3 separate regions of the Homo sapiens genome follow, and all the other regions are linked to region 1. A link is a loop called in an ENCODE intact Hi-C map of the cell type or tissue named here. Cell type or tissue: mammary epithelial cell. All regions are shown on one strand.

Region 1 (8,000 bases):
TCTTTCAACATGAAGAGGCTGTAATAGGAAGTGCCGGGCAGGGTTCTGGATGGTTCCAGAGCGAGGGATGTGCAGGCTGCATGTATTGGGAAAGGCTTTCTGGAAGAGTTGGGGTGTGGGTTGAGGCTGGAAGATGGTAACGATTTGGCAAGGTGGAGGCAGGAGTGTTTTAGGGGTTGGAAGAGTCTCATGGGTTCCCCAGGTGACCCAACTTTCTCAAGGAAGAGATGGGGACAGTCAGATCCTTCCTTGAAGGCCTTGGCGAGGGAAGGGGTTTGCAGGGTGGTCCCCTTTACTCTGCTCCCAGAACTCCCAGAACAGGCTGCAACTGCCCCTTGAACTCATGCAGGCCAGAGGGTTGAGGGAGCTGGGCTTGCTTGGCCTTGGTTGAGCTGAGGGTCAGCGGGGAGATAACCTTTTCAGGTGGGCACACCTCCCTTCTGAACCTGTTTTCAAGGACCAGCTCAGCCTTGCTGGGGGATGGGGAGGGAGCTGTCCCATCAGTCACCCCCCAGTCCTTTTTCTCCTTCCCTTTCTGCCAGGGCCTCCATCCCAAGCCCCAGCCATTGCTCCAGGTGGGCAAGGGATACTTGGAGAAGGCACCTGCTACCTCCTGTGTGCCTTTTTTGATGGAAGGGGAGTCCCCAAATCAGTATGTTTTCCCTTCTGATTTCCAAGTCACCAAAAATAATGCTTTTTTAAAAAGCAATGTTTTCAAGACTTGGAGTGTTTTTCTGACCTTCCTTGACTAGCACCTCCTAGCTTGTCTGGCCCCTGCAGTGAGGGGGCTCTGGACACCATCACTACAGACACCAGCTGCCTTGGGCTCCTTAGTCTCAGGGGATGGTGATGAGAAGAATCCCTGAGACTTTGGGCTGACCTTAACACTCTGCAAAGTAGGCACCTCCCACAGGGCCACATCCAAGGGCTCGAGTCCACCATTCCAAAGCACTCGCCCAACCGCCTTAGCCCCACTGTCACAGCACCTGAAATCCTGCCGTGACAGTCACTTCTTTGCTGAAAAGCAAATTTTAGTGTGCATCAGAATCACTTAGGAGCTTGTTGAAATAGATGTAGGTGGTCAGCTGTTTGGCAAACACTGAGATAAGACTTCCCTATCGCAGGAGGCTTTTGTGGCCGTGTAAAACACTTGGGAGTGGTAATATCAGTACTTATTTCTCTGCGGACTTTAGGGTTTACAATGTGCCTTCATATAAATTGGCCATTGGCTCCTTGTAGTGACTCTGTAACATTTTATAGATGTGGCTCCCTTATAAAATTGTGTGACCAGCCCAAGTTCAAGTCCAGGCATCTTGTTAGAACAGAACTGAGATCCAACCCCTGTCCTTCTTACTCCACACCCCCTCCCAACCCAAAGTGCTTTATGAGGTTGGCCAGCCAGAACTTCCGAGAGCACAGCTCACCCACAGGAGGGGACCTAGGCTTCGGTGGGACGGGGAGGAGTGTGGAGTGTAGAGCACCTGCTGGGCCAGTCTCTGTAGTAGCAATCATTGAACATGTGGGCAGGGGGTGGTGGGGACAGTGTCCAAAGATTCCTGGGACCAGAATTGGCAGGAAGAACTGCCTGATTTCCGTTTGCCAGGGTAAGCAAAGCACCCTCGGGGAGGCCAGAAACCCAGCCCTGACTGGTGCTGCTGCAAGCCGGGAGGATGAGTTGTGCCTGGTTCCCTGGGCAACCTCACCCGGGCTGGGCTGGACCTCACTATGGACTTCCTGTGGGTTTTCTTCAGGCATCTCTCCCTTCAGGCTTGTTAGCCAAGGGAGGCCTTCAGTGGGGGAACTGTGGGCCACAGCTGGAGGACCTCTACCCCAGGGTCTTTATTGGACCTGGCTCTGGTGGATGAGGGGACAAGGACTCCGGCAAAAAGGAGGGCAAGTGCCACTCTCAAGAACCAAAGGCTCGAGGCCAGCATTGTATCTGAGGAGCATGGGCACCCGCTGGGGCCCAGCTCTGTGTGACCTTGTGTGGGTCACACACATCCCATAAGAGAGAGGGTCTCACTGGGTTATCTCCAAGGTCTTCCCCAACACGGGCATTCCATGTCTAATCGCCTAATATTCTCCCAAATGGTCTATTGGCCATTTGGCTACTGATGGAAAATCGAATTGTTTACTGTGACTTGCTCTTACAAGCCAGGTTGTAGGCAGGAATAGAAAAAACAGGCAACTGACTCTAATCCCAGCACTTTGGGAAGCCGAGGCGGGCAGATCACCTGAGGTCAGAAGTTCAAGACCAGCCTGACCAACATGGCGAAACCCCCTCTCTACTAAAAATACAAAAATTAGCCGGCGTGGTGATGGGCGCCTGTAATCCCAGCTACTTGAGAGGCTGAGGCAGGAGAATCGCTTGAATCCGGGAGGCGGAAGCTGCAGTGAGCCAAGATCGCACCACTGCACTTCAGCCTGGGTGATGGAGTGAGACTCAATCTCCAAAAAAGAAAAGAAAAAACAGGCAACTGGAATGTCTGTGTCACAGGCGTGAACATTGTAGATGCTGTCAGATCACCCTACAGCTGGGGCCGTTCCAGTTTACACACAACTAGCAGTGTCTGAAAGTTCCCGTTCTCTCATATTCCTGTGGTATCAGTCAGGGCTCTCCAGAGAAACAGAACCAGTAAGATACACACATAGAGAAAGATTTATTTTAAGGAATTAGCTTGCTGGATTTTGGGGTCTGGCAAGCCCAAAATCCTAACAAACTAGCAGTCTGGCAGCTGAGGCAAAACTTAATGTTGTGGCCAGCCGGGAGTCTGAAATTTGTAGGGCAGGGCAGCAGGCTGGAAGCTCAGGCGGGACTCTTGTGTTATAGTCTTAAGGCAGAATGTCTTCTTCAGGAAACCTCCATTTTCGCTCTTTAGGCCTTCAACTGATTGGATGAGGACCACCCGCAATACAGGGGTGATCTTTTACTTAAAGTCAACTGATTATAAAGGTAGTCACGTCTATAAAATACCTTCACAGCAACGTCTAGGCTAATGTTTGACAAAACAGCTGGGTATGAGAGCCTGGCCAAATTGGCACATAAAATGAATCATCATGCCTGCCATCGCTTGGTATTGTCATAAACTGTTCGCTGTTTGACCAGTGAGAAACATGACAGCATTCCAGGGCTTATTCTCAGTATCAGCTATTGGCTGTAGCCAGGTGACAGCTGGGATGGTTGTTCCCCTCCACCCTCCTCTGCCCTCACCTGGGATTCCTCACCCTCTGGCTTCAGCCGATGAGAAGCACTGCAGGTGGGAGCACAGGACAGCAGTGGGGTGTCAGTTCCCTGCTGGCTGCCTCAGCACCACACATGTGGCACTGGCTTCATTCCTCCAAGGCTCCAGATCTTCCGGGGCTCCCATACCACTGTCTCCTCCTGTTGCCTCTTCTGCCCTCGCTTCTCTGTGCAGCCCCTCTCTGGGTGCTGGTTCCCTTAAGCCTGCTGGCATCTCTGTCAATAACACCTTTGTTAGAGGCACTCCGAGTTAAGTTGGTTCTGTTTTCCTGCAGAAACCCTGACTGATAACCACAGTGGCCCCAGCTGGGGACCTAGAAGGTTAGTGGTAGAAGGGAAGAGGGTAAAAGCGGGTGGAAAGTGTAGGCTCACTTGGTGGGTATTCAGTGCAGACCTCCATGGAGAAGGGCTGGACCTCAGGAGCTCTCAGTGGAGCCAGGGAAAGACAGTCACAAGGGTGGTGTCCACATGCCCCTGGGGGGCAACTATCTCACCAGCCCTGGCTCCTGTGACAAGGTCCTGATTCCTAAGCAGGGAGAGGCAGGATGAGAGGCAGCTCCCTCCCCTCCTACATCACAGAAAGCAGAAGCCTCGAGAGGAGAAGCCTCTTCACCACTCCCTGGCCTACGCTGGCACCCACCTTCCCAGTTCCCCTCCTGACCTCATGGAGACATGTCTTTTCTCCCCACTCTCCCGGACCTCCCTCTCTGGGGGAAATGATCCCCTCTTCCTCTAGCATTGCTCCCTTTCCTGCTTCCTTCCCAGTGGCCCTGGAGAGTTCGCATTCTTTCTCATCTTAAGAACAAAATAAAAAAACACCTCAAAACCAGGTCCCTCTCCACCTCTGCCCTATTTCTCCCGGCTCCTTCACAGACCACCTTTTTGCCAGCATCCTCCTCCCCAGCACTTTCCAACCTTGGAATCGCTACTCAAGGCTATGCAGCAATCAGCTAGGATATGTGTCACAAGTCATCTGTTACTGAAATGGCTGAACTATTTTCACCGAAGTCAGGGCAGATTCCAGGTCCTTCCCATGTGAATATCACCACCCTCGTGGCTCCTGCTTTCGCGCCTTCACACTCAGTCCTTGTCTATACGCTGATCCCACGGGGATCAGTGCCCTTTGCAGCTGCAAAGGGAAGTACAGGAGGTAGGACATTTTGACTGGCAGAGATGTCCAGCAACAGGACGGATAGCCCAACGGGCCAGGAGCACCTGTCACTGCGTTGACTGAGCAGAAACAACCAAGCTGGCTGACTCCAACTAGGGTTCTGGGCTGAGGTCTGGTCTTTGATGGGGAGCAGGGACTGGAAGACCCAATGGTAGTCTGAAACTAAAATTCAACATCCCCATCTTGCCTAGACCTGGGGCCCTCCCCTGTGCATCCCCCAGCCATGGATGGGCACTCCTGTGAAAAGATCTCTCCAGGGTCTTGCAGGTAGAGGTGCAAAAGTCAGGGTCACACGCCCCTGTGACCACGAGAGGGCGCGCAGGGCCTAGACTTGCCCTGAGCGTGTAAGTGGATTGGGAAGGTTACCTGGGGTGAGGTGGGTCCAGGCAGCCAGGAAAGGGCTGGCTGAGGCAGAGGCTGAGGCTGGGCTCTGTCGAAGGTGCAGTTAGAAAGATCCAGCTCAGGTCCAATGCCGGCCTCAAAGTCAAAAAAATTGATTGGAAGCAGAGTTGCTGTTATGTTGTCTTTAAATTAAATATATGTTGCTATTATCAATGATTCTGAACTTTTAAGTGCAAAATGGACAATGAATGTGTGTGTACTGCCCCCCGACATGGGTGAAGGCTGGGTATGGGGAGATGTCTCTTGGGCAAGGGCAGGGGGTATTCAGCATTAGAGACATCAGAGCAGAGAATAGCTCTGTATCCTGACTCTGGTGTCCTCTACCCATCCCCTCGCCAGTCACAGTTACCTTATCCTGGTTCCCAAGACACCTTTCACTGTGTCACCCTGACACGAACCCCACCTCCACCAAAAGCCTCCCGGCAATGATGCCCTCAGATGTACCTTGACATATGATTTAAAACAGGCCTGGAAGTCCTTCCTAGCCTCTCCCTTGCTCCCATCTGCTTTTATTGGGAATCTGAGTTTGGATCCATTCTCTTTGATCACCCTGAGGCAAGGAGCTGACCCTCTCCTGTACCCCCACGCTCTGGGCCCCATGGCCCATCTGGCAGAAGGAAAGGGCTAGAAGGGACTTGTTCCTTGGTGGCCTTCCAGGATGCCTCACTCTCCGCCCTTCTCCTAGCCCTGACAACTCAATCCAGCTGACAGGACAGGAAATGGGAGTGAGCCCAGGGTCTACAGCCAAGAAGGTCCCTTTTCCCTGCTGAGGTGGGGATGGGGCTTGGGCCCACTCCACGCAGTACCCTCTCCAGGGCTGTGCACCATTTCCACCCACTGTGTCTGGAAAGGAGGCTTGACTCTTAGAGCTTTCTGTCCTTGAAACAAAAGAAGTTGATGATATGTTCAAATAGAAATGAAGCCTGGGGCACTAGTGACTCCCTAGAGGTGCAGCCAAGGGGGTTAGATGTCACTCCAGGAGACCCCGGAGGACCTGGGGAGGGGTCAGAATTGATGACAGTTTCAAAACCACAGCATCCTGGAGTAAGGCTTCTGCTACTCTGAAAAAAGTCCTCCAGCTGTTGAGAGAGGTGGGGTAAGGGAGGGAGGGAGGGATGATTTGCATTTAATTTGCATTTCATTTACATATAGTTCTTTTGATGTCCAAAGGCACAGAAATTTCCTGTCCTGGCTTCTTTTTCCCTTTCTTTCTTCTGTTCCTTTCTAACCTCCAGGCAAACCCCTATCTCTCTCTCTTCCCCACAGCTTTTCCTCTCCTAAGCTAAACAGGGACAGGGAGTATCAGGCTCAGGGGGGTTGACATTTTCCTCTCTATCTCACTCCAGCCCAGAGCTCAAAAAACCGGTTTCATGGAGTCTCCAAGAACTGCTAAAGGAGGAAGGGGTAAAGGAGTTCTCTACGTTCCCATTCTAGCTCATCTAACTGAAATGATCAGTGAGCAAGTCTGAGAGAGAAGGAATAAAGATTGCTCACCATTCCCCCTCAACCCTATACACAGGTGGGACTTAGAGGGCACCCCAGCCTTCTAAGCCTCAGGGCACATGAGGGAGAAGCAGGGAAGAGTAGAAACGTCTCTGCTGAGCCATATGTTTGTTCTGTTTTCTGGGGTAAGTCCCCCTCCTTGTGGGCCTCAGGTCCCTCAAATGAAGGGTTCAATGATATCTAGGTTCTTTCTACCTCGTTATCTGATAAGAGAAGGGGAAGCTCAGATTCAGAAACTGGAGGGCAGGACTAAAATCCTGGCTTTGGGGTTGGCAGCCCTGGGTCTAAATACCAACTCTGTAGTCTACTAGCTGCGTTTACTTCTCTGAACCTCAGTTTTCTCATCTGTAACGCAGGGCTAATAATTGTACCTTCCATCTAAAGTGGCACTGACTAAAATCAGATGGTGTATGTTCAGCATGGAGCACAGTTCTTGGCACGTAGGAAGCACTCAATCTATATTCATTGAGTGAATGAGTAAATGAATGAATGTGAGGGAGTATCTGCTATCCTCTCCCCACCCAGCCCCTTCTGCCCCGTTCATCCTCCTACCTCCACACTCCAAGTTTGGAACCCAAAGCTGTGCCTCCAGCTGTGAACCTCCAAGGTCCTATCTGTGCCTCAGCTTCCACCCCAATCCCCACAAGAACTCCATATCCCCATTCCCCCCAGAACCCCAGAATCCTAGGCTGCTGGAGACAGAAGGCCCTTTGAAATTATCAAATATGGGCCTCTCTGACTTTTGGAAAACTAAAGCCCAGAGAAGAAATGTGACTTTGCACATGAAAAAGGGCAACGGGCCCCAGATAAGGTGGTCGGAGAATGAGACCCTCGGTGCACATGGCCATGCAAATAATATGCAAATAGAGATATGGAAATCACAAGCACACAGGGGTATATAAGCTGTGTGCAGGCATTTTTCCAGAATGGTGGTAGGTGAGTGCAGTTGTAGGTAAGAAATGGACTTCAGGGAAGGGGCCAAACCTGAAGTTGGGGAGGAGAAGAAAAGGCCAGAAGGGGATGGGAGTTGGGGGAGTGTTGAATAGGAGGGAAGGAAGGAACAGAGGCTGAGAGTGTCCTGAGAGGGACCCCCTTGGGCCTCCAATAAGCCCTTGCTGGTCTCTTTCCTCACCCAGAAGAAACAAGAAAAAGTGCAGGGGACGGTGGCTCACACCTGTAATCCCAGCTCTTTGGGAGGCCGAGGCAGGCAGATCACCTGAGGTCAGGAGTTTGAGACCAGCCTGACCAACATGGAGAAACCCCGTCTCTACTAAAAATACAAAATTAGCCGGGCATGGTGGCGCATGCCTGTAATCCCAGCTACTCGGGAGGCTGAGGCAGGAGAATCGCTTGAACCTGGGAGGCGGAGATTGCCGTGAGCCGAGATGATGCCATTGCACTCCAGCCTGGGCAACAAGGTAGAAACTCCATCTCAAAAAAGAAAAAGAAAAAGAAGCAAGAAGAAGTTTCTCTCCTCCCTTCTTTTCGGGAGCGTGGGGAAGGGAGGTCCATGTGACTGGGGAGGGTGGTGTATGTGGACCTGAAGAAGCAATTAAGTGCTTCCTGTTCCTCTGGGGCCACTGTAGCACCCACAGAACACTTTCTGATACCTGTTGTGTGCCCAGCCCTGTTCTAGGTGCTGGGGTGCTGGCACTAGAATGAAGCAATTGATCAGTTACCAAC
Region 2 (8,000 bases), 200 kb after region 1:
ATTTTATTTGCTTTTAAGTAATATCTGATCTTACTAGTAGTAACTTGCTATCTGAAAACGGCATCATTCTTTTGGATTTTTAGGGCAGTCATAAAAGAGAAATGACAAATTAGTTTTTTTTTCTGTGGAGACATGATGTAGCAGATGATGGGACTGTCTTACATAACTGGATCTTTTAGAACTATCGAAGATTAAGTAGTAAAATGGTATAAAAAGTTTCTTGACAATGTTATTTTCCCTTCCCTTCCCTTTTTCCGTCTCCCCACCCCAAGCTGGTTCCTATGTAGCTCTCACTGTTCAGGGACGCCCACCTGGGTCGCCCCAGATTCCACTTGCCGACTCTGAAGTAGAGCCGTCAGTCATTGGACATATGTCTCCCATCATGACATCTCCTCATTCACCTGGAGCATCTGGGAATATGGAGAGAATCACTAGTCCTGTGCTCATGGGGGTAAGAATGGGGAAATTTCTTAGTTAAATGCTCAGTCTTATAAGGATGTGTTTACTTTATATGGAGAGTTTTCAAGTATTCGGCTGATGAACTAATTAAATTTAAGATTTTAGAAAATGATTTACTAATATAAAAATTACATAATAGGAATGATTAGAATATTGTCATAGCAGATTTAATTTAACAAGTATTAGACACCTGCCATATGTAAAACAGTGTGCCACCCACAGAAATATAGTTAAGGTACTCTATGTTCAAGATTATAGTCATCTTAGAATGTGTACTTTTAGGAGGGCGGGGATTTTTGTTTATTTTGTTTACTGTTACGTTTCCAGTACCTGAAATATTGCTTAGCATGTAGAAGGTGCTTAACAAAGCTTTGTTGATTGAGATTAAGTCAAGAGTATACAAGTAACTATAATACAAGGCAGAATGTAGACATTATGAGGGCAAAAAAAATGCTAAGTTCTATGAGGATTCAAAGGAGGGAGAAAGCACATAGAAGAAGAACAATAAATAGAAGGAGCCAAAAAAGCATCAAATATTGTGGAGAAGTAGCTAGGATTTTTGGTTGGTTGGTGCCTGTTAAGGATGTGCATAGTGGGAGATGAACTTGAAAATAGTAGGTTGACTATATATTTTGAAAAGTCACATCTCCCAAGCTAATTTACATGTAACTAGATAAGCAGTAAGAATCCATTCAATGTTGTTTCTTTTTAAGCAAAAGAGTACATGATTATCCTAGGATTATAGGAAGACTAATTTGGTAAAATATTATAGGGTTGTGAAACAAGGAGGGATGATGGGTGATGAATTAGGGAGCTGTCTTCATATTTCAGGTAAGAGGTACTGGGAGTTTGAGCTATGCATGGGGATCGATAGTAAAGATCCAAATGAGGGAAAGTAAAAGATACTATTCTTATACTAAGACAACTTCATTTCTCCAATATCAATATTTAGTGTTCTCTTGAATCCAGTTTAGTAAAAATGAAATAGAAGGGCAGACATTTCCTTGTAGTTTCTTGTAAGTGTCATGTCTGAAAGCCTGTCCACATAACCCGGAAGTAAAAACCTAATAGGTATTGATAATTGGAGCCGAGGCAGAACTTTGTATGCCACATTTTCTCTATTTATTTTAGCTTCATTTTGTCTATACTGGTTGTTGTTTGTTTTTTATCTTTTTCTTTTCTAGGAGGAAAACAATGTGGTTCATAACCAGAAAGTAGAAATTCTGAGAAAAATGTTACAGAAAGAACAGGAACGGCTACAGGTATTAAATGAGAAGTAGGGCTGTTTACAGGCCAATAAAAATGTGAGTGGGCATGGTTGAGTTGGTGTTTATCAGTCACAATCAAGCAGCATTGTAACCAATGCCATTAGTTATATTATTGATTAAGAATGGACTATTTCTGTATCTTTTTTACATAAGTAATTAATTCTGAAAATATTTTTATAACTTTTCAGTTATTGCAGGAAGATTACAACCGAACACCTGCCCAAAGATTGCTAAAAGAGATCCAAGAGGCCAAGAAACACATTCCTCAGCTGCAAGAGCAGTTATCCAAAGCCACAGGCTCTGCTCAGGTAGCATCACTATTACAAGTGCTACCCAACTTTTTGCAGGAGAATTTTCTTCTGGGAATGTGTCAGAGAATGTTGCAGTTGCCTTTTTTAAAGTTATTTTTCTAGCGTAGGACAACAGGATGTCCTGTTAAGGATGTTACAGAAGTAATGATTAACAAAAATAAATGTGGGCGTCTGATTGTTTGCTTGCTCATGAGATCACATTTCTTTGTTCCATAATAATTTAAAAAAGAATTGAGTGCTTTTGCTTTGATGTGACAAACTACTAAAATGTATTTAGATATATATATATATTTATATTTTTTGTGGTTCATTCTGCCATCTTAAAACAGAATGGCAGTTGATATGTTTTTAAATAGGAATTTAAGAATTTACAACAACAGGCATTGAGCTAAATATATGGACAAGCATTTTCTTATTTAATCTGCATAACATCTCTGAGGTTACTTATGGTTGTTTTCCTCCAGTTTACATATATACTTAGAGAGAGTTAGAGAGATTAAATGACTTGTCTGAGGTCATATAGCTGCAAAGTAATAGAACTGGAATTCAAACCCAGTCTGAGGATTTAAAAGCACATTCATACTCTTAATGACTATATTTTTATTGTAATTTAAAAATAGATTTCAGTAGAATTTGCTGTATAGTTATAAGCTATAGAGATAATGGTCTCATAAGAAAAAAAAAGCTCAGCATTTATATGTTAACCAGACTTACATTCTGTAATATTCAGATTTGGGATATGTAAAGCACCTTGTACTTCATCTTAAAGCAAAGTAGATAAATTGCCTATACATTTAAAATAGGTAAAAGCTGTTTTTTTGTCACTGTTCCCGAGTTAAATCTGAAGGGAAGGCTGCATATTCGCAAAAGAATTCTTTGAGATCATCTAGCCTAATCTGCTTACTTTCTGATTTAAAAAAATTATGTTATAATTGAGAAACCTAGGGTCTAAACTGGTTAAATCACCTATACAAGGCCATACAGTATGTAAGGTCCCCTGACATCCTGGTTTAGTGTACTTTTCATTCCATTGTTTTTTTCATTACCTTCAGTCCCAGTAGCGATGTCACATTTTGAGTGTTACACCTCAGTAATGTTGACAGTTTTATGTTATTACTAGGCAAATATAATATTCTTACCCTGTTTGGACAGCAATCTAAATGCTTATAACCTGGCCAGGCGCAGTGGCTCACACCTGTAATCCCAGCACTTTGGGAGGCCGAGGCGGGCAGATCATCTGAGGTCGGGAGTTTGAGACCATCCTGGCCAACATGGTGAAACTCCGACTCTACTAAAAATAAAAAAATTAGACAAGCTTGGTGGTGCATGCCTGTAATCCCAGCTACTCGGGAGGCTGAGGCAGGAGAATGGCTTGAACCATGGAGGCGGAGGTTACAGTGAGCCGAGATCCTGCCACTACACTCCAGCCTGGGTGACAGAGCAAGACTCCATCTCAAATTAAATAAATAAATAAATGCTTATAACCTGATCTAAATGCTTATAATAATTTATGTTATAGTATTATGTCCTAGAATTGGCCATTGATTGACACTCTGAAGCATTGGAAGGTAGTTAACAAGAAACTATAGGGTAATAACCTTTATTAATGGGCAGACAATATAAATTATATAAATATAAATTACATAAATTAACAAACCATTTTATCTTTTTGCTATATTTAGAAGTTTGAACTTACATTCTTTTTACCAAAATATCACTTGCCCTGTCTTTAAGGTCATGACATTTTAGAATACCGGAATTAGTAGTTATTTATGGATTTTACTCGTAGAATTTTAAACATACTTGAGCATATCAGAATGTCCAACTTTTAGTAGTCTCCATGTAGATTGTAGTACCACTATTTCTTTATGCAGCAAGTAATGAAAGTTTTCTTTTATGTGTTTGTGTGCGCGTGTTTTTCTTTCATCTGTTTTAGGATGGAGCTGTAGTTACACCCTCCAGACCTTTAGGGGACACCCTAACAGTCAGTGAGGCAGAAACAGATCCTGGAGATGTACTGGGCAGGACTGACTGTAGCAGTGGAGATGCTTCTCGGCCCAGTAGTGACAATGCAGATGTAAGCTTTCAGTTTTCTAAATCTTTTTTCTTCTGTATTCTTCTTTACAGCCCCTTTCTAGATTTGATTTTAAGTGATGTGAATTAGAGGTGTCTTAGCACTTTTTACCATCCCCATTTTTAATGTACCAATTTGATAAACAGAAATCTGGTTACTGTTATATATAAGCTTTTAATTCCAGAGTTCACTTTTTCCCTTGAACACCCATTGCCAACTGTTTCTTTTACAGGGATGGAATTTCCCAGCAGGCATCTTGTTCGTGGGTAGAGAAGTTACTAATGCCAGTGCATTTTTACTGAACCGAGAGACCAACTGTTGATATCTTTAAGAGCATGTTAATATTCCATTTGTGGTCAGAGTGACTCAGTCTTGAATCATGGGGCACTTTGCCATTACCAAGAGGAAAAACCTCAGTCCTGTTAGATAGGCTTCAGTTAATAGCCCAGGTTTAGTGACAGCACTTTCTTGATTAACCCAGAAACTGCCAGATGAACATGACTATCTGTTAAGATGATAATAAAACATTTTAAGCTGAATATGATGTAACACCATAGACATATGAATACCTAAAAGCTAAGTTCAGTATTACTTACCCAGCAATACTTTGTAAATTGTATGCAGTGGTAGGAATAATGACTTAAATGTAGATCACCCTCTTTAAAAGTGATGAGGGAAGAAGTCTGAACGAATGTTTTGTAATTGTGGGTCATGAAATCAATTTTGTGGGTTGTATTTCTTTTTTAAAAAAAGAATAGGAAATACAGTGCTTTGCATATAGAAGAGGTGTCACTTCTTGGGACTTTTGTTACATATACACACATCTACTATTTAACAATGTGAAGTTTCTCTCTTATTGAAGGTTGTTGTTGGGGGATTGTTTTGTTTTGTTGTTTTTTAAAAAGGAAGCCGTGGTCTAAGCCATCATTCAGGCTATCTCTTGAGGCTTAGGCCCAATGACCCAGTTCCTCATGCAAAAAACAAACTGAGGATTTGTGGGTTTTTTGTTTTGTTTTGTTTTGTTTTTTAAGGTAGTGATAGGAGTCTTGTGATTGGGTTAGCTAAAGGTTTTAATGGAAAATTTCAATTTGGGCTCAAGGAAAAAATGGTAGTCACTAATATTTGTTGGGTATATGTCCCATACACGGTGATAAGGTTTTATGTTCCTTAGTTAATTCTCAAAACAGCCTTATGAAGTAGTACTGTTGTTACTGTAACTTTACAAAAGAAAAAATTGAGGCCAAAGGGAGTTAACTAACTTTCCAAACTTATTCAGGCAATAGGTGATCTACTTCCACCTAGCTCCAAAATACCAGTAATCGAAATATAAACAAAAGCACTGAGGTTTGAAAATGCGTAACATTTTGAGAGAGCAGTGAGAATTTTAGGGCAACCTGGCATATTAGGGTTATAGATGGAATGGCTAGAGATTATCTTAGAAGCCAAATCATGAATCCAGGTTATAAAGGGCTTCAACTTGTTCTAGCAGTACATACCGCTTTTGGGAATGCTTTTCGTACTCTTCTTTTTGTTTTAGTAATGCGTCTCCTCGCTGTTTTCATGGCTTGTCCCTACCATGAGATGGGAAGTTCCTTGAGAGCAGAGGGACTGTCTTGTCTGACTTTATGTTTCCAAAGTGTAGCAAATTGTAGGCATTCAGAGCAAATGATACGAATGAGAAATTTGAATTTTATCTTGTATTTAGAGGAATGTTACAATAAAACATGTGACTTAGAAATATAACCTTATAAAAGAGTGAATTGTTGGCTGGGCGCCGTGGATCACGCCTGTAATCCCAGCACTTTGGGAGGCCAAGGCAGGCCAGTCACAAGGTCAGGAGTTCAAAACCAGCCTGGCCAACATAGTGAAACCCCGTCTCTACTAAAAATACAAAAAAAAATTAACTGGGTGTGGTGGCACACGCCTGTAATCTCAGCTACTGCAGAGTCTGAGGCAGGAGAACTGCTTGAACCAGGGAGGCGGAGGTTGCAGTGAGCCAAGATCGCGCCATTGCACTCCAGCATGGGTGACAGAGCAAGACTCCATCTCAGGGGTGGGTAAAAAAAAAAGAGTGAATTGTTTAGTATAGAAATAGGCATTCCAATCAATTAAGACTGTTTGACATGTAATTGATACTTAGTATTTGAATACATGAAATCAATGAATAAAGTGGGCTTTATCTTGCATGCAGAAGAGAGACACCATCAGAAACATATCTGTGGAAAATGATTTGGTGTAAAGAGGGAGATCTGTAAGAAAAGAAGACTGCTTGGCTTAATAGGAACTTTAACAAATGTGTGCTGAATGGATAATAGTTAGCATTTATTCAGTACCTACTTTGTGCCAGAGGTTGTACCCAATGCTTTACAGATACTCTTTTTTAACACTCATAATAATCTTAAAAAAGCAGTATCACCATTTCATAGATGAGGAAACTGAGGCCAAATAAATAAATGAATATTGTGGAAATCCGAGTGAGAAATGATAAAGTCCAAGCTAGGCTATCTTCTGAACACAGAACACACAGGTTTAATTTCTACAAGTGTCTGAGGCTAAAGATGTGTTGCTTTTAGCTTATGGATTTCCATGTTTGTTTCAATTTTAAGTATGGAGGACCCGGTCTGCTTTTGTTGTTGTTTTAACAGTACTTTGAGTCGCGGTTTTACATTTTATCTTTTGAATCAGTGCTTTTAACTTTTTTCATTGTCTTCTCATTTTTATAAAATAATTTCCTGGTGGTGTTTGTGAAAGTTCCCTGCTTTTGCTTACCTTGGAGAAGGCTTTAAAGAATGCCCTGATACCCAGTTCTCACAAGAGAAGCAACTTGGTAACAAATCATCATCTGAAATTCAGAGCATCTATCATTTTGATTTTCAGTTTGTGAGTGATATTTTTGAAAAATTATTTATTTTGGAAAATTGTTAAACATATTCAAAAGTAAAGACTAACATAATCCTCCTCATGTCCCTGAGAACCTAGTCTCAGCAGTTTTGTTTGTACCCCCTATTCCTCACATCCTCCAAACACCAGATTAAAGTAAATCCAAGGCATTCGTTTATTAATATGTCTCTCTCTAAGAGATAAGAAGTTTTTAAAATATAGCTATAATATTCTTATTAAATCCTAAGAATTAATATTTTCTCAATACACAATTTTATTACCTTGTTTTATAATGATCTTTTTACAGTTTATTTGATTCAGGATCCAGTCAAGGCTTTCATATTGCCATTGGTTAATAAGTCATTTTAAGTCTTTATAATTTATAATAGTTTCCTTCTTTTTTTTCCTTGGCCATTTGTTGTTGTGGTTGTTGTTAAAGAAATTGAGTCAGATGTTCAGTAAAACAATCCATTTTCTAATTATATTTTCATGGTGTCGTATGACATGTTCCTTTATCTAAATTTTCTTAAAACTCCTAGTTAAATCTACAAGTCTTGATCACATTAGGTTTGATAGTTGTTATTTGGAATAATTCATAGATGATACTATGTACATCTCATTATATCACATGAGGATGTGAATGGCTGTCTTACTGTGGTTGTAAGCTTAAGGTGTTTAGGTGATATCAACATGATTTCCTTCATTATAACGTCCCCTGTCAAGCTTTTTTTTTTTTTTTTTTTTGAGATGGAGTCTCGCTCTGTTGCCCAGGCTGGAGTGCAGTGACGCAATCTCAGCTCACTGCAACCTCCGCCTCCCGGGTTCGTGCCATTCTCCTGCCTCAGCCTTCCGAGTAGCTGGGACTACAGGTGTCTGCTACCATGCCCGGCTAATTTTTTTTGTATTTTTAATAGAGACAGGGTTTCACCGTGTTAGCCAGGATGGTCTCGATCTCCTGACCTCGTGATCCACCCGCCTCAGCCTCCCAAAGTGCTGGGATTACAGGTG
Region 3 (8,000 bases), 100 kb before region 1:
GGTGGGGGGAGAGAGTAATTGCTCATCAATGCACCAAATTCCTACCAAGAAAGGAAAGAACCATTAACTGCCTGGGTCTTCATGAGCTATGAGGACGCTTCTCTGCCAGGGGCTCTCACAGTGCAGCTGGGGGTCTCAGCGCTGCAAGCCCCACTCTTCCTCACTGGATGTTTGTTTCTTCTGTAACATGAAAAGGTTCAACTAAAAGCCACTGGATGCTAACATCCCTGATGGCACTAGCGTTCAGATGTGTGACTCCACGACTCCCACCTCTAAAGTGGGTGCATCTGTTTACCTCATAGGGTTTATGAGAGGGACACAAACTGCAAAGACTGGGAGTGAACACACTAAAGAAATGCAAGGAATTACTATAGAATTTGGGGTCAGCCATGGTGGTATTTCTTTCTTTCTTTTTTTTTTTTTTGAGGCGAGTCTCACTCTGTTACCCAGGCTGAATCTCAGCTCACTGCAACCTCCGTCTTTTGGGTTCAAGCAATTCTCCTGCCTCAGCCTCTCAAGTAGCTGGGATTACAGGTGTGTGACACCATGCCTAGCTAATTTTTTTTTGTATTTTTAGTAGAGATGGGGTTTCATCATGTTGGCCAGGCTGGTCTTGAACTCCTGATCTCAGGTGATCCACCTACCTTGGCCTCCCAAAGTGCTGGGATTACAGGCGTGAGCCACCATGCCCAGCCCACAGTGGTATTTCAACTTTTACACGCCATGCTCAGTGCTGCCTTTGCACTTCTCATTTCCCTTACTCCTCACCGAAGACTCTGTCCTCCCTCTCAAATCCTAACCGGCCTCCAAGACCCAGTTCAAACTCCACCTCCTCCACAAAGCTGTCTTAGCTTCCTCCAGCCCACCTGCCCTTCTCTGAGCTTCTACAGGCACTTATCTCCTGAGCCATATGCTTTATCATTTAATTACACACTTTTCTATATTGTTCTTTAATTGTACATGTCTTATCTTCCCAGCTGGATTGCAGTTGCTTGGAGGCAGAAACCATGTCTTGTACTTCTCTATTCGCCACAGCACCTAATAGAGTACTGGGCATGCAGTAGTATCTAAAACACTCTAGCAGATGGAAGGATGAATGGATGAATAGACAAACGGACTAGATCCAAGATAACAAATATGCAGCACTCCTACACCACTCCCCCTCTACCCGATTCACTGATCTCACAACTCTTTCCTACTGAGCCCAGAGCACTGCTAGCACATATCAATTGAAGTTGGTAAAAGGTGATATTTGTTTGCCATCTTGAGAGTAGGTAAAGAAATGGATTGGATTTAAAAAATTAAACAGAGAGAATGGCGCTTGGATAGATGGATGAATGGATGGATGGTTGGATGGCTGGATGGTGGATGAACAGATAGACGAATAGGTGGATAAGTGGATAGGTGGATGGATGGATGTTGGAGGGGGGTCTCAAAAAGTGGATTGTGAAATCGAGGGCTTGAGTGACAGAGGAGTGGCTTGTTACCTGCAGAAACAACACAGAGTCGCTGATGCTATGCAGCTGCTCCCGGGTCTGCTTGTCCTCATGCAGCACCTTGGCTCTCTCATCCAGAGCATCCATGATCACCTTCACTTGGTCCACAGCATCCTGCTCCCGCTGCTCCAGCGCAGCCCTCACTTCCTCCTTTTGCTTCTCCAGGTCCCGCACCAGGTCCCGGAAGTTCTGCTCCAGGATGGCCTTCTCATTGGTGGTGAAGCTCTGGAGGTCCAGAGTCAGGGAAGAGATTAGGCAGGGCTTTAGTTAGGGAAAGAAATCACCCTAGTCGGGTATGTCTTTAGGTTTCCAGCACAGGATCAGGGCATTCCCACTGCCCCAACCTGGCAAGCCTATTTGGCCAAGAATCTCATTCAAAGGCATCACTGAGGGATGCCACCTACTGACAGAGATAGCCAGGTTTGTTCACAGTCCACGCTTCTTATCTACCTGTGGCTCCTTCCTCTTGGTGGGTTGATATGAGCCATCATTCCCTGTGGGCCCCAAAGTTCTCCCATGGGTCACAATATGCTCCCTGAAACCCTAACCAGAACCAAACATTATTCAGAAAATGAATGTATATGTAGAAATGTGTATTCAGAAAATGAATGTGTATGCTGGCTGTGTATGTAGTCAGGGTCAAGCAGGCAGTGATTTCAGATTGTGGTTTGCAATTACCCAAACCATGGCAGACATACATTTAGCCAAAATGGCATAAGTAGAGAAGAAATGGTGTGTATTTGGTGGCTGGGGAGTCTTGTGGGCAGAACAGACATTGGAGGACATTGGAAGACACACTGGAGGAAAGTCTGGGGTCTTTACTTGCTGGGATAATATGAAATGGGCATTAGGTCACAGACAGGATCCCACCTGAGTGCCTGGCTCAGACTGAGAAGGGGAGTTGGTGAGAATGTCAGAGGAGGTGGGAGAAGCCAGAAGAAACATATTGGGATGTCTACGTGGGCCTGGGACTCAAATGGGAGCCAAGGCCTGCGTCTTTCCAGGCAGGCCAGGTCGGGTAAGGGAGCAGCAAGGTGAGCTTGGGGGCTGCTCACCTTGATGCGGTCCTTCTCCTTCTGCCACTTCTCAGCTTCATCCTCAATCTCAATGATCTTGAGCTGCAGCTGCTCCTTTTGCAATGACAGCTCCGTCTGCAGAGAAAGAGCCAGGATTGGAGAAGTCAGGGGGAGGAGATGGAAGAGAACCAGAGAACCAGGGAGCGGCTCCACTCAGGGGGCACACTCGCAGCCAGGGCTCATCACTCATCTATTCAGCTCTTCATTCAGCAAACATTCATCAGGACCTCGGATATGCCAGGCACCATGCCAGTCGCCAAGGATCTAGCAGTAAGTTAAATACCATCTTGCTGTATTCTCAGGCCACTAGGGCTGGATATCCTAGCCATGTCTTTTTAAGGGCTAAACCTCTGCCTATCTCCTCCACCCAGCAAGAGCAGGAGGGAAACTCATTTACAGGGTGCTTGCCCTTTTCAGTGGACCTGGGGACAATGGGAAGAGAAAGGAAGGGGATCCAGCCCAGCTCAGCCCAGCCCAGCCCAGGGAGTGTCTCGTGGCAGTAACAGTGTGCAGCGTTTCTATGGCATGACGTAGGGCTGTGTTGCAAGCAGCAGCCAGGGTTGCCGCCGGCGTGGACTCCGTCTGGGCAGGCACAGCTATAAAACCTGTTTATGGGAAAGGGAAGGCATTCTGCAGTTTTGGCAAGACGGAGACTTTTACCCAGGGGCTCTGGGGAAGGAGAAGGCTGGAGAGGAAGGCAGTGTAGAGTGGAAGAAGAGGTTGTAGGGACCCCTGCTCAGGAAGAGGACACAGACTGTTGGGGTCTGGGGTGGTTTAGGAAGAGGTTGTATCAGTAGCACACTGGGACATTAGCTTTCACTCCCATACTCACCTTTCATGTGGGGAAATGCCCTTCTCTGAAAAGCAGCCACAATAGAGACAAAAGGAGAGGCATGAAGCTAAGGCCAATCCCATCCAGCCAAGCCTCTGTTCTGCTGGGCTGTCCTGTAGGACACTCAAAGCCCCTTCTAGCATGGACAATAGGTGGATGATCTCCACCTGACAGAACAAAGCATCCAAGAGAGCCTTGGATTGCTCCAGATCTCCCCACTACCACTGGGTTTTGAATGCAGAGTCCCACCCCTTTCTCTGGCCATCACCTTGCGGAGCCCAAAAGAATAGTCAAGGTGAGGATGCCACAAACCTCTAGGAATGGGAGTCCCATCAGCCAGGAGTCATGAGCACCTGGGCACATGCAACACCATGCGGCACACCTTCTGAACGCCCCACCGGGCCAAGGAAGTGCTAACAGGGGACCTCCTGCAGGCACCCGGGGAAGTGGATCCGATGGCAGATAGAGCTTCCCTGGCTTTCCTGGAAAAGGTGCCCGGAGGGTGGGGAAGGCATGGGGCAAGAGCCACAGAGCTTCCCAGAGAGTCCTTGAATCCCTGGCCTCCCCGCCCCCACCACCACATTCCTGGACTCTCCAGGCAGGGAGATTCAGAGTTGTTCTCAGTAGCATTTGCCCCACCAGCAAACGGCCGGAAATGCCATAGCATGGAAAATACCATCACCAGAGATGGAAAAGAGGACCTAAGGAGATGAGGATGGAGATTTGGCCCCATCTCTGGAAAAAAGTCTGGAGAGAAGCCAGCAGCCACTAAATAAGGTGGTGAGAGAGTGGAAAACAGAGAAAGCAGGCCCACTGTAATGGCAGAAACTCGACCCTCACACTCTCTGACGATGCAGAGCCCAAGAGCCCAGGAAACACAGGCTGGCAGATCCCACAGCCCCAAAGGCCTCTTAGGAGGCTGGATTTGGCAAGCAGATCTGAGCTGTGAGGAAGAGTCCAAGAGAGTGGACTGGGGGTCTGTCCGAAGCACCTTTCTCATCCCTGGAGAACTCCTGAGTGAAGTCCAAGGTCAGGGAACAGCTGGAGACCCCCAACCTCCTGACCCAGCTCAGTGATGGAGGAGTTGGCACCTGGGTTCCTCACCCCACCTTACCACCCCGAGGACAAGGTCTGATGGAAAGGAAAGCAGAGAACAAAACACAATCCCTCCCACCATAGGCCAGGGCCCAGCGCTGGTAAAAGTCCTGTCTCAAATAGGAGATGGGCAGCCCTTCCATGAAATGAGCAATGGTGGGCTCAGAGGGGGCTCCCCAGGAGCACAGGACAGCAGGTGCCTCTGAAAGTTGCCTGGCTTCTCTGTGCCTCAGTAGCCCTGTCTGGTCCATGGGAGCAGGAAGAGGACCTGCCTTCCAGGGAAGCTGTGGGATGCCCTGGGATTGGGAGTGAAGCCCCCAGAAAGCATTTGGCACAGCGTGAGCACTGTCTGAGCAATGGTTCCCATCATCACTATTGTGTGGGCAACTTCCATGGACCAGGGGCCAGGCTGGGTGCTTTCACTCACACCATGCTCGGAGCAGTGTGTGCAGCATGGTGGGCAGGTGGGCCCGGCATTGGCAAGTGAGGAGCACAGCAGATGTGGTCAGGTGAGGGGTTGGTGGTGTTCAGTGGTGAGGATAGTGTACGCTGTCAGATTGGGATCCAGATGAAGTGTGTACACTGTCCGGACACAGAGTGAACAGTAGGGAGTGCATAGAGAGGCTGGTGAGGTCAAGACACTGGGCTGAATGCAAGAGGGAAGCGTAGCTCATGGATAATTGAAGATTGGAGGACACTGGTGGAAATGAAGGAGGACAAAAGGGGATGAGGGTGGACTAACCACCTGCAAGTGGCAGAAGGTCTGACCAGAGAAGGTGAAGGCCAGGAGTTGAGTGCCTGGAGTGAGCAGAAGTGCACAGGGAGACCAGGTGAGGGCTGCATGGTTGGGGCTGCAGAGGAGGAAAGGTCTCCCCAGGTGAGCGTGGATTCATTGGCCAAGACAGACGAAGGAGATAGTGAGTTCAGGGATGCAGAATTCAATGGGGATTAGAACAAAGAAGTGTCTAGGCCAAGGGCAGGGAGAGGCCAGTCCCTCAGGAGTCCATCCTGTGTAAGAGAACAAGGGAAGAGGGCAATAGGGCTAGTTGAGCACCGAGGGGTGGAGAGTAGAGCCAGAGGTGTTGGCGGATGATGTGGAAACCTGTGAGGGCAGGGCCAGAAGGGGAGACTGTCTGCAGCTGTGGGCAGAAGAGTCGGTCAGGGTGGAGGAGAGACTTGGCCTCCTATTTCTTTGGGGCACTGAAGAAGTAGGACACAGGCTGGGAAGGGGCCTTGTTCCCACAGCATGTCTTGCAAGACCAGACCGGCAGGACACAGCAGGCTCTTGGAGTTCCCATGGACTGGGAACTCTGTGCTGCTAGAATGGTCCTTTCTCACCTCTGGGATGAGTCCTACCCTGTCGGGGGAGGAGCATTTGGGGTGACAGCTAGGGATGCACCTTGTGTCTGTTCAGCTCTTGGCAATTTTTCCTGTATAGGAAGTAATATAACATGGGAAGGTTTAAAAGTCGCTGGGCTCTCCTTCAACACTAGGAGAGGGAAGGAAGGCAGTGTTGATTACTGAGCATCTAGTATGTGCCAGGACTTTTCTCCTTTAACCAGCAAAAGCCTCCTGTGGAGGTAAGTGGCATTATCCCTCCGACTTCACAGGTGTGAAAACCGAGGCCTATAAAGATTACACAGCTTGCCTGAGTTCTCACAGTTGGAAAGCGGTAAGGCCAAGCTTCAACAACAGGACTCAGATCCTATTCTGTGCTTCAAGAGGCGCACCTAGAGGTGGTGGCACTAGGCTGTCCTGTGTGTCTTCTGTGGCATCGTCCTTCCCCTTCACTCCTGCTGGCCTAAGCCCTCCCATGCTCCCTTCACCTTGCAGATGGCACTTTGGCAGTTCCATCTCTTTCCTTTTGCCCCCGCTTCCCTCCCAGCACCCTCCCCATTGTCCTCTGAGGCCCCAGCTTTCTCTCTCCCTCTCTCCCTCTTCCCTCAGAAAGTGGTTGAAGGCCCTGATGGCTGACAGGGCCTCTGATCCCCACAGTCCCGCCCTGCCCACACCTCCCTCCTGACTTCCTACTCTCCGCTTCATTCCTCCCTGCCCAGGCCTGTCCCTAAATGACTCCTTTGTTCCCTTCTCCCACACCTGTCTGTTTGCCTCTTGCTCTCTGATGCCAGGAACGGGCCCTGCATGGGCCACCTAACCTTGAAATCCTTCAGCCTTGGGTGAGCAGAGGTTTTCCCGAGAGCAGATGGGTGGTGCAGCAGCTAGCAGTGCCTCAACCTGGACGTGGTCTTCAGGTGGAGACACACCTGAGCACCCACCCGGATAGGTGTACCTGCACTGGCTCCAGGGAGGAGAGGACTGGCCATGATCTTCCCCTGGCCTGAATTCACTACATGGGCCATCGGCTGTGACATTTGCCAAATGAGCCAGTTAATTGCCAAATTTGTACTCTCAGACAAATGGTAATTATCTGGATAAGAATCTGAAATGCTGGATAGATTTCCCCATTTCCACTCGGACGTAAAACAGCCCAGGATCAGTTAGTCTGTTTGACTGAGATTTACTGTTCCTTTTGCCTCCTCACAGCCTCAGGTCAGGGGAGGGGTGAGATGGGGCAAGGAAGGTATCACCCTGGCCATCTCCAGCCAAGAGTGGGGAAGAAGACAGAATGCCAGGCCCACAGAGAGTTAGCACCCCCCTCAGTCTCCTCCTTCACCTTGCAGATGGGGACGCAGGCACAGTGGGAACCTCCCCTTCCTGGGCCTTGGTTTCCTTGTGGTGAAATTGGACTAGATCTCTGATTCCCAACCCAGCTACACATTAGAATTCTCTAGGGAGACCTTTAAAATACCTCCTGGGCTAAGGCCTGGGAATCTGTGTTTCAACAATTCACCAGCTGATTCTGGTCTGGGGATTGCTGTTTGGGAGCCACTGGACTCGGTGATCTCAAGAAGACCCTTCCAATCCTACAGGAACAAAAAGGCTTAAAATAGCGGAGAGGAATCCCAGCTCTGCCACTCTTGAGTGCTGTAACTTGTGTAAGTCTCTTGACGACTTTGACCTTGTTTCTTCATCTACAAGTAGGACATGCTGGGCCCGGCACTGGCACTCAGGTGTGTGCCACAGACACTGGGTTGCCTCCTGCCTGCCTGTCACTTTGCTCCCCTGCTTCCTGTCTCCAAGCTTCTTTTATTTTGTTATTTCCCCCTTAGCACCCAGAGAGGCCCCCCTACCTCCTTTCTCACCCACCCTGTCCCAGGGCAAGCATTCTCCCCCAAAGTCACCAAGGTCTCCAGGGAAAGTGGGCCCAGCCCCTCCAGGGCACCCTGGCCTTTAGCCTGGCTCCCCTTCCCGAATCCCAAAGAGCTTTCCTGGGCAGACCAGCGCTGCTCAGAAAAGCAAGGACCAGCGGCTGCCCATGCCCAGCAGCCAGTGGCTCAGCTTTTGTGTTAGAATTGGGAATGAGACGAGAAACAAAGCCACAGATGTGGTGAGAGAACTGAACTGAACCAAATGGTGGGGTTGAGAGAGTGGAGGAGGTGT

What was found. Hi-C counts contacts between places; a loop is a spot of excess contacts. Peaks named below come from ENCODE experiments on the same cell type or tissue, not always from the same donor. Only the 100,000 strongest peaks of a DNase experiment are listed, where the experiment ranks them.
Region 2: it touches region 1 in a loop (2.9-fold over the local background); 2 of 110 quality-filtered maps call a loop at or near these places.
Region 3: it touches region 1 in a loop (2.3-fold over the local background); 2 of 110 quality-filtered maps call a loop at or near these places.

The regions. Positions count from the first base shown.
Region 1 is chr11:120,230,490-120,238,489 of GRCh38, forward strand. It overlaps a transcript of POU2F3 not described here. Among named protein-coding and RNA genes, the nearest start is that of POU2F3, 5.6 kb to the right of the region's middle. RefSeq lists a silencer at 4,633-4,855. In mammary epithelial cell, a CTCF peak has its summit at 4,725 (motif pointing right); DNase peaks (open chromatin) are centred at 4,752 and 6,442.
Region 2 is chr11:120,427,797-120,435,796 of GRCh38, forward strand. It overlaps ARHGEF12 (Rho guanine nucleotide exchange factor 12), which reads left to right. Exons shown (of 41, transcript NM_015313.3): 8 at 273-451; 9 at 1,644-1,721; 10 at 1,916-2,035; 11 at 3,975-4,115. Among named protein-coding and RNA genes, the nearest start is that of GRIK4, 80 kb to the right of the region's middle. RefSeq lists an enhancer at 7,210-7,354 and a cis regulatory region at 7,282. In mammary epithelial cell, a CTCF peak has its summit at 4,019; a DNase peak (open chromatin) is centred at 4,475; H3K27ac peaks cover 549 bases.
Region 3 is chr11:120,125,849-120,133,848 of GRCh38, forward strand. TRIM29 (tripartite motif containing 29) reads right to left here. Exons shown (of 9, transcript NM_012101.4): 2 at 2,552-2,647; 3 at 1,488-1,721; 4 at 1-41. LOC105369529 (a long non-coding RNA gene) reads left to right here and starts at 2,646. Exons shown (of 3, transcript XR_948100.3): 1 at 2,646-2,842. In mammary epithelial cell, no CTCF peak of the experiment used is centred here; DNase peaks (open chromatin) are centred at 3,123 and 6,563; H3K4me3 peaks cover 1,878 bases; H3K27ac peaks cover 5,478 bases.